2 separate regions of the Homo sapiens genome follow, and region 1 is linked to region 2. The links are chromatin loops, found by intact Hi-C in ENCODE. Cell type or tissue: HepG2. All regions are shown on one strand.

Region 1 (5,000 bases), 390 kb before region 2:
AGGAGCCATGACATGGTGTGACTGCTTCCGCCAGAGGTGTGGACATGTGTACACAGAGGAGGGAGGGGTGGGAGGTCAGGAAGCCTCCCAAATGGCAGGACAGCTGAGCTGAACTTAAGAGGATGAGGAGGATAAAGGTGTGACACACAAGTGAAGACACAGAGGCATACAGGTGAGCCTTGCATCCTGGCACAAGGTCAGAGGTTCCCAGCTGGCTGTCATGGAAGGGATGGAGTAAAAAGAAGCCTTTCCAAGAGGTAAGGGTCAGCTGGAATGTCAAGCTATGAGTCTGGACATGATAGAAGCCATGGGTAGTGTCTAAATGATGACACGTCCAGACTCACTTTTGGAAGACAGAAGATAAAGGACAAATCAAAAGGGTCAAGACTACAGCCACATGGGATATCAGGTATGGAACTTTTCTTCTAGTAACATTTGTAAAAGCCACAACGACCAGGTGCGGTGGCTCACGCCTGTAATCCCAGCACTCTGGGAGGCTGAGGTGGGTGGATCACTTGAGGCCAGGAGTTCGAGACCAGCTTGGTCAACATGGTGAGACCCCCCCCACCCCCAAGTCTCTACTAAAAATATAAAAATTAGCCGATAGGTGGCGCGCACCTGTAATCCCAGCTACTCGGGAGGCTAAGGCAGGAGAATCTCTTGAATCTGGGAGGTAGAGGTCGCAGTGAGCCGGGATTGTGCCACTGCGCTTCAGCCTGGACAACAGAGTGAGACCCTGTCTCCAAAAAAAACAAAGCCACAACAATAAACAATTTGACAACATATCAATTTCCTACCACTTTGTAATGAACCTGACTATACAACGTGAGATCCTACACAGCACAACACAGGTACAATAAAAACGGTGCATTTTAAAAAGACGTATGTTTTTTGACATGAGAACGTGGGCAACTTCTGTGCAATGTAAAGATTGATTAAAGATCTTCTAGCGTGTCTAGGCCAGAGACAGCTTGAAAGAAACCAAGAGGGAGTGGGGTCAAAACAATCAGGTCAAAATGGGTATGTATAAAACACAGAGATTACAAGTTAACATGGGTCATGATTATGAAAAGAGGCACCAGGCACAGGTGGCTCACGCCTGTAATCCTAGCACTTTGGGAGGCAGAGGAGGGCGGATCACCTGAGGTCAGGAGTTCAAGACCAGCCTGGCCAACATGATGAAACCCTGTGTCTACTAAAAATACGAAAATTAGCCAGGCGTGGTGGTGTGTGCCTGTAATCCCAGCTATTCAGGAGGCTGAGGTGGGAGAATCGCTCAAAACCGGGAGGCGGAAGTTGCAGTGAGCCGAGATAAGAAAAAAAAAGAAAAGAGGCACCTAATGTTTTCAGCCAGGGTTGGGCAAAGCTTCACTTCTGTAAGTAAAGCATTGCTGAACGTGGCCAGGCCTGCTCATTTATATATTGTCTGTGGCTCCCTGAAGAAGTGAACAGAGGCAACAGAAACCGTGTTGCTGCAAAGCCTGAAATACTATTTGGCCCTTTACAGAAAAAGTTTGTGACCTCTGTGTTAGACACATAAGAATTGAATACAGGCAAACAAGAACAAGCAGTTGCCCTGAGGGCAATATACTGATGCTCGAAGCCCCCCCGGGTCCTCCTTCTCCGAGTAGGGCCCTCAGGAGACACCACATTCCTCTGAACATCTTGGGTGGTCAATCTTCCATACTCTGGAGTGGATTTAATTTCTAGAAACTGCCCACGGCTTTTCCAAACCAATTTAGGTGAAAAGGTGGGTGATCACGCCAAGCAATGAAACATACAAACTTGCCAGGGGCAGGACGCAAGCCTCTAACACGGAAGGAATTGAAATCGCAATGAGATGTGGCTTCATTGTAAAGTTGCACAACTTGGTTTCTTGTGTCTCATTAATTGGGGACAACAGTCATATAATGTTTGGGCCTCGGCCTGACAGGCCTGACAGTAAAAATCCCTTCGTCGCTTGTGGCTTATGACTACCTCTTACAAGACAAACCACATTCCACAGGAACCTGCGGTCTGGAGAGGGCTGTTAAGGGCTGTCCTGGGAAGTTTTTGGAAAAGATGGGGCCTGGTGAGAGAAAAGAACACCTGGCCTTTTTACAAATGCAGACACTGTGGCCCAGGGAGGGGAGGGGCCTTGCCAACATCACCTAGCCATGGCACCTCAAGGTTCAACGTACCCAAAGTGGCCAGTGTTTCAGGTTCAGTGCCAGCTGTGGGGGATGAGTGAAAAATGAGTTCATGTTCTCCAAGAGTCCAGTCCCTGGTATCCAGATAACACAGGAATGTCAATAAAAACAGAGAAGTTTGGCAGGCCTTGGGTATGTCCCCTGACCTCTCCAAGTCTGCTTACTTGTATGAAAAATAGTATCTTCCTTACACAATTCCTGTGAGGACTCCAATGAGAGATGTACCTGAAGCACCCAGCAGAGTATAGCATACAGTAAGTGCTCAACTGAAAGCAGCTAATCACTTCAGGCACAAGGCTGAGCTATTTTCTAGTTGCAGCGGTCCAATCTTCTTACCCACAAGTGTGTACACACACCTCCCCTTCGGTGCAGAAAACTGGAGACTGCAAGGCTTCACTGAGCACCTGTCCTGTGTGAGGAATGGCCCTGCCTGCCTCCAACAGGGAAGTTAACAGAGGGGAAAACTGCAATCTGGCTCTGGAACTGCAACATTCCTACCCCTCTTGGCTAATGCCTTCAGCAGGACCACAATTATAAACACAGAACTAACAGGAACTGAGAAACAGCAGCAGATCAAAAAGCAGGTTGCTCTTGCTTTTGGAGGATGTGAGACAGATTTCTTCCAAAGAGGCAAGGGAAAATCCCCCATCTTTACAGGTCAGGAATAGCGCCAGTAAATCCCTCCACTTTGTCCTTTCTCCTTTCATGGAATAGCCCAATGCGCCAGTGGGTGTTAAGCAAACAAGGGTGTGAGTTGCAGCTTCCTGTGCCTGACTATGCAGTTCCCGCACAGGTCCTTGCCCGAGCTAACGCTGTGGCCCCGGACACAGACAGATAAAGTCCCGATCGAACACTAAGGGCCAAAGCTGGCACCAATGAGCAAGCCTGGTGAGCTTATATAACAAAGGGCTTGTCACCACTTCCTGTGATCCTCATCGCCAGCATTCCAACACAATGAGACACTCAGCGGCTTTGAAGTTCAACAACTCATTCAGATGGCCCCAGCAAAAACTCTGCTGGGAGGTGGAGAGCCTGTGCTCCCTTACCTCACCTTCTCATCCCCCTCCTCACGTTGTGCTTGCAATGTTACCACTTCAAAAAAATTTCCAATAGTAATTAAATGATTTGCATTTGTTTTTAAAAACTGTAAAATATTCCAACCTTCCAGCGATAACCAGTGTATACATTTTGGTCGATTTCCTTCCAGTCTTTTTTCTACATATGTCGGTGGGAATGCAGTAATTGGAAAAGAATACAAATATTCATCATTTTTTATATCCTGCGTTTAAAAAAGTATTACTTCTGGCCAGTTGCAGCAGCTCATGCCAGTAATCCTAGCACTTTGGGAACTGAGGTGGGAGGATCACTTGAGTTTGAGATCAGCCTGGGCAGCACAGTGAGAGCCTGACTCTACATAAAATTTTTAAATTAGCTGGGCATGGTGGTGAGTGCCTGTAGTCCCAGCTACGTGGGAGGCTGAGTCTGGAGGATCTCTTCAGCCCTTGAGGTGGAGGTTGCTGTGAGCTATGATGGCACTGTTGCACTCTAGCCTGGGTGACATAGCAAGGCCCTGCCTCAAAATAATAATGATAAATACACATACAAAAAATGAAAAAGTATTACATTGTTGAGTGTTTTCCATCTTAACGATATTGCAGTGGAGTTACTCAACTCAGCTTTTGTTGGCTGTATTCCCTCTCACTTTAGGCCACACGTTAGCCACTTCCCATGGCTGGATATTTAGGTAATTTCCAGTTTTTGGTTTTGCCAAATGTTTTAGGTGCTTTTCCCTAGGAGGGCACCACTGGGTTCCCAGGGTAACAACTTTTAAGCCTCTCCATGTTGCTCTCTCACTGTTTCCAGTCACTCTTTTTGACCTAAAACCAAGTCTACAACATTTTTAGGGCAACAATACAGTCTATTCACAGGCACCTTCTCAGCTCATCTCAAGACAGAAACGAACATCCTTTTTATTTATTTTTGAGACAGAGTCTCGCTCTGTCACCTAGACTGGAGTGCAGTAGCGCCATCTCGGCTCACTGCAGCCGTAACCTCCCAGACTTAAGTGATCCTGCTACCTCAGCCTCCCAATTAACTGAGACCACAGATGCATGCCACCACACTTGGCTAATTTTTAAATTTATTTTGTAGAGATGCGGTCTCCCTATGTTGCCCAAGCTGGGCTCAAGCGATCCTCCTGCCTCGGCCTCCCAAAGTGCTGGGATTACAGGTGTGAGAGCCCAGCCAATATCCTCACTGAAAACAGGCTCAGATGGGTGTGGTGGCTCATGCCTGTAATCCCAGCACTTTGGGAGGCTGAGGTGGGCAGATCCCCTGAGGTCAGGAGTTTGAAACCAGCCTAGCCAACATGGCAAAAGCCCATCTCTACTAAAAGAATGCAAAAATTGGCTGGGTGCGGTGAGGCGCGCCTGTAATCCCAGCTACTTGGGAGGCTGAGACAGAAGAATCGCTTGAACCCAGGAGGCAGAGGTTGCAGTGAGCTATCGCACCACTGCACTCCAGCCTGGGCAACACAGCAAGACTCAGTCTCAAAAAAACAAACAAACAAAAAACAAAGCAAAAAAAAAAAAAAAAAGGAAACAGGCTCAGAGAGGTCAAGTGACTTGCCCACAGTCACAGTCTGACCCTGAACCCAGACTAACCCTGGGCACTAACACTGGCCCACACTGCTTCCCTCATAGGCCCCTAGGCAGGCCAGTATTTCAGCAGGTACCATGGGTACTTTTTTTTTTTTTTTTGGAGACAGAGTCTTGCTCTTGTTGCCCAGGCTGGAGTGCAGTGGTGCAATCT
Region 2 (5,000 bases):
GAGTGGAACTGGGACTCAATGGTGACCTATATTTAAAGACATTGAGGTGCCAGAACATCCTTGGTGTGTTGTAGGGGATGGGATAAGAAGGCTTAGGGAGATGTTGGAATAGATTTGTTATAGACAACTCGCACACTCACCCACCCAACCAACCACTACATTCTCCAAGGGGGCCCAGAGGACATTCCCTTCACTATGACATTGGGAAATTCATTAGCGAGGGGACCACTACTATCCTTGAAGACTTGGTGGTGGCTCTCCTCTATTGGCCACATATGAAGATAAGAGATGACACCACTGTGATGGGCTCCTTAATCCACTGGGAATCATGGGATCCCAGAATAGCAGAGGCCAAGTGGTAGCATCCAACTGCCAAGGGCAGAGCAGGGCACATACACTGTAATGGGCAGTAAAATGGAGTAAAATGGTGGACATCACTGTGTCTTGACTCACAGGAATCTTGTCATTGGCTAGTTGTCACAGTGTCCCTAGGACTGAAAGAGATGGGCATCTTACTAAAATGCTGTGTGCTTTATGTAACAGGGAAAACTCCATATCTGGTGTCTAGAAGCTGATTTCAATCACCACAGTGGACAGCCAGAATTTCTTGTCCATTTTCAGACCTAGTATTAACCCAGAGCCTCTTCTTTGAAAGGACGGCTGGGTCCCCTTAAAGAAGGACTCTTTACAAATGTATCCTATAAACCATCCTGTAAGCCCTCCCCAGAGGGACCTCTGACCGTTTACGAGAGTGAACCACCATAGCCCACAGTCAAAGTCGGGGAATACAGCACTCAGGGCCCAAGTTCAGATCACAGAGCACACATCCTGTGGTTACTTCCCCACTTCCTAAATAGAATAGATGCACTTGGCAACCAGCAAAATCCCAGCATCAGCTCTGTGACACAAAGTGGAAGGCCCTGGAACTTCCTTTCTGACCAGGAGGGTAAAATATCTGCTGCCAGTTTCCTCACAAATAATTGAAAGAGAATTCATCTTGCCAATGGGAGAATTCACTTTCTTAGAAGGCAGCACAGCCTAGTCTCATAGGAGGAAAGCACCTGCCCCCTTTTTCATGTCTTTGGCCTTTTTCCTTTCAAAATAATAATGTACCATTATTGTGCTAAGAGCACTTGATTGCTTTCTGATCCAGATCAACAAAAAATTACACAGCAAGTCCTTCTTTAACACCGTGGATAGGTTCTTGGAAACTGACTTTAAGTGAGACAACGTATAACAAAACCAATTTTACGTAGGCTCATTGATACAGACAAGAGGTTAAGTTCCTATGGCATATTTCTGGTTATAAAAACGTTACCAAACTTCTAAATAAAAACCCCAAATACTTCTAATCATAAACATTAAAATGAATGTGAACTATAGGTACATTTAAGAAAAATTAATAAGAACAAGATAATTATTACTCAGGGTTGCAAGAGCTGAACCCTATCTGAGCAGCTCAGAGCACAAGGCAGGAACTGACCCTGACCATCGCAGGGCACGCTCACACACACCCACAGTCACTCACACTGGGACCATGCAGACACGCCAGTTCCCCTCAGTGGTGCACATCTTCAGGCATCTCCTGGAGAAAACCCACACAGACATGAGGATAACGTGCAAACTCCACACAGACAGTGGTCCTGGCTGGAGGTGGTTTCCTTTTTTCTCATCAATGTTGTAAAAAAATCGCGTTGAATGTGACAACTTTATTCAAGGACCTGCTGTAGCTTCTTCCCCCACTTATTCTCAAATTTCTTCCATACCGGGGAGGGGTACAGGTCTCAGTTCATCTTGCCACATCACATCCCTAATCTGTAGATTCACTGATGCATTGACTCATTTGTTCTTCATCCAGCAAGCTCTCAGAAGGCTCGCTGTACACCTGGCCTGTGCTGGACACTGGGGAGTAGCTGAGGAAGCCATGCTCTGTGTGCTCAAGAAGGTGGCCCAGGTAGGGTGGATAGGGAAGCAATTTCAGCTCAATGAATGTTACTACTGAAGAGTATTCGGGGAAAAGAGAGTCAAGGAAAGCTCCTGGACAGAGCACTTCCTAAATTAAATTTCAGAGAGCCAGTAGGTTTTGGCCTGGAAGGATGATACAGAAGGGGAATCCACATGGAGGGAACAGTGTATGGGAAGGCATGAGGACCAGAGAGAGGACAGCACAGTCAAGAGCAGGAGCAAGCTCAGCACAGCTGTGGTGTTGTGTGGGGTGTGGAGACATAGGAGGGGAAACCTGAGACGTCAGTAAGAGCCAGACCATCAGTCTTTCCTGGCCAGCTGAGAAGCTTGGAAATAGTGCAACCTAGGCTTGGCCACAGTAGAGCAGGCCTGTATTGCTTTCTGACAGACAGAGACTTCACAAGTGGAGGGGAAGGGGACAGCACGTACCCACCAGGGGCCACAGGATGAGCCTTTTGGAAAGTCCTTCTGGTTCTCCTTTCCTGTGTCTCACAGGCTGGAGTGCAGTGGTGCAATCATAGCTCACTGGAGCCTTGAACTTCTGGACTCAAGCAATCCTCCCACCTTGGCCTCCCAAAGTGTTGGGATTACAGGCATGAGCCACTGCACCTGGCCCTTCCTGGGGCTTCTATCCAAATGTAAGGTTTGTGCTGGGACCACGTGTAGGAAATTGCCACCTTGTGGGTAATGCTGGAATTACAGATCTAGAAATGATGATGTTCCTTATTTCTGAATTCAGTATGTATTTGCTAATAATTACAAGCCACAGTGCTGGAATAAGGAGTCTATCAGGTGGAGAGAACAGAAATGCATACAGAAGTCAGTGAATGTTCAGAGGTATGCCTGAAGCAATAGGTTGGTGAGGGAGGTCATGGAAAGCTACAGAGATGACACCTGCACTGAGTCAGGTAAAAAGGGGTCTTTGGGGGCCATATTCACTTTCCATCCTGCAGCGCAGAATAGGAGAGGACTCACTCAAGGTCACACAGCTCTTCAGGGCAGAGCTGGGGCAAGCACCCAAGTTTCTCGGTATGTCAGCCCAGAGCTCTTTCTTATACATGGTTGGCCTTCAGTTTAAATGGGTCCCACTCCTGGTGCTCTAGAAATGGCCTTTGCAGAATCTGATCTTCCGCTCCTGCCTGTTCACAGGCCCCATCATGGTAACTGGTCACAGCCAGCTTTCTGATGCAGTAATCTCTTCCTTTGTGATCTGAATTCTGTCTGTGTGAAATTGCAAAACACAAACTCTCCCTAGGGTGAATACTGTGCTGAAGCCAGGATCTTGTCCTCCCTGGGAAGAAGAAACAAGGTGTGTCCCAAGAGCATTTATCCTCAGGGACTAGCATAGTCCTTGGTACATAAGTACTTTGAAATTTTTGTGATGTGAATGAATGAGTGAAGACAGGGGAGGTGGATAGGCCTGAGAGGTTAGTCCCAGCTCTCCTGTGGGCTTATCCAGAGTTGAGTTTTCTCTAGAATAGTCTGGAAAGATTAGTTGGGGATAGATTACAAAGGTCGCTGAATGCCCAGCTAAAAAGATTGTCTTTCTTCTACTAGCAGAGGGGAAGCAAACCTGTTAGAGAACAGGGAAGGAGCAGGATCAGAATATAGGTTGGTTTCATTCCTTGTCAAAGAGAGAAAAATAGTCCCAAGTCAAAACTCTATCTGTCCCAGAAAGCCATTGATATTACTTTGTGAACCCAAAAATATCGGAGACAGGTTTCAATCAGTTTAGAAAGTTTGTTTTGCCAGGGTTAAGGACACACTCGTGATACAGCCTGAGGAGGTGCTGACGACATGTGCCCAAGGTGGTCGGGGCACAGCTTGGTTTTATACATTTTAGGAAGAGATGAGACATCAATCAACATGTGTAAGAAGTACATTGGTTCTGTCTGGTGTGGTGGGACAAGCCAAAGTGGGGGCTTCTCGGTCATAGGTAGATAAGAGACAAATGGTTGCATTCTTTTGAGTGTCTGATTAGCCTTTCCCCGAATACACAGTTTACATGTGAGAGGAGGGTAGAGGAATAGTCACTTATCCCTTAGTCTGGCTCAGTGAATCTGCACTTTTACATAAACAATAGGGTAGAGGAAGCAATCAGATATGCATTTGTCTGGGGTGAACAAAGGGATAACTTTGAGTTCTGTCTGTCCTTTGTACTGCACGTGTGAAGATAAGCCATCAATTTACATAGCCAAGGTGAAATTCAACAGAACTGTTTTAGGGTAAAGACCCTGAGGCCCACAGAGAATTTCCTTGTGGGTAAATTATGAGAAAGGTATGTAGCTTTTTTTTTAAATTGAAGCTTTGTGGCTATCTTATTTAGAAATAAAATGGGAAGTAGATTTGCCTGACTTAGTTCCCAGCTTGACTTTTCCCTTTAGCTTAGTGAGGGTCTGAGACAGATTTTCCTTTCACAACTTAATGAAGAAATTGCACTAGGTCTTCTAGATATCTGAGTTTTTTTGTTTCTAAAGTTAGTAATTAAACCATATCTCTAGAGAATAACTAGAAGCTGGCCTGTGATAAGCTTACAACACTCAGGAAACAAGCACAACCTTTGTGATACACTGTTGAATTTCCTTCTGTGACATCACCCAGGCTGTGAACCCTGCTACATACAGGGCCCCAGTACAGTAACTCTTCCTAACCTGGGTCTGGTGCAGTCAGTAATCTCTTTCCTCACTCTCTGCCAACTGCAGCACCATTGCATTAACTCCTGGAAAAAAGTCGGTAGTGGAGTGCTATAGGGCTCTGTTCTCGTCAATGTTTTTATCGGTAACCTAGATGAACTCAGAGTATTCAAATGCCCCCAAAGAAATTAATATACGTTGGATAGGAAAAGCAATATTCAAAAAGGCTTGCATAGCTTAGCATGGTGAAGAGAAATCAAATGTTGAAATGTTCTGGAGATACATGTCAAGTTCTATGTTTGAGTTCAGCACAAAAATGAGAAAGCCCAAGAGAAGGGAAATGAAATCTATCATGCTGGTTTCAAAAGGGTCCAAGCCTGGAGCATGACAGCCCCTCAGAAG

Evidence for each region. Peaks named below come from ENCODE experiments on the same cell type or tissue, not always from the same donor. Only the 100,000 strongest peaks of a DNase experiment are listed, where the experiment ranks them.
Region 1: it touches region 2 in a loop (5-fold over the local background); 1 of 110 quality-filtered maps calls a loop at or near these places.

Annotation. Positions count from the first base shown.
Region 1 is chr9:38,044,868-38,049,867 of GRCh38, forward strand. The region is part of intron 1 of SHB (SH2 domain containing adaptor protein B); the gene reads right to left. Among named protein-coding and RNA genes, the nearest start is that of SHB, 22 kb to the right of the region's middle. RefSeq lists enhancers at 2,075-3,068, 2,339-3,538, 2,985-3,279, 3,069-4,062, 4,063-5,000. In HepG2, no CTCF peak of the experiment used is centred here; DNase peaks (open chromatin) are centred at 2,294 and 3,064; H3K4me3 peaks cover 799 bases.
Region 2 is chr9:38,430,478-38,435,477 of GRCh38, forward strand. All of the region lies in intron 2 of LOC105376041 (a long non-coding RNA gene), which reads left to right. Among named protein-coding and RNA genes, the nearest start is that of IGFBPL1, 8.5 kb to the left of the region's middle. In HepG2, a CTCF peak has its summit at 2,634 (motif pointing left); DNase peaks (open chromatin) are centred at 2,624, 4,094 and 4,574; H3K27me3 peaks cover 522 bases.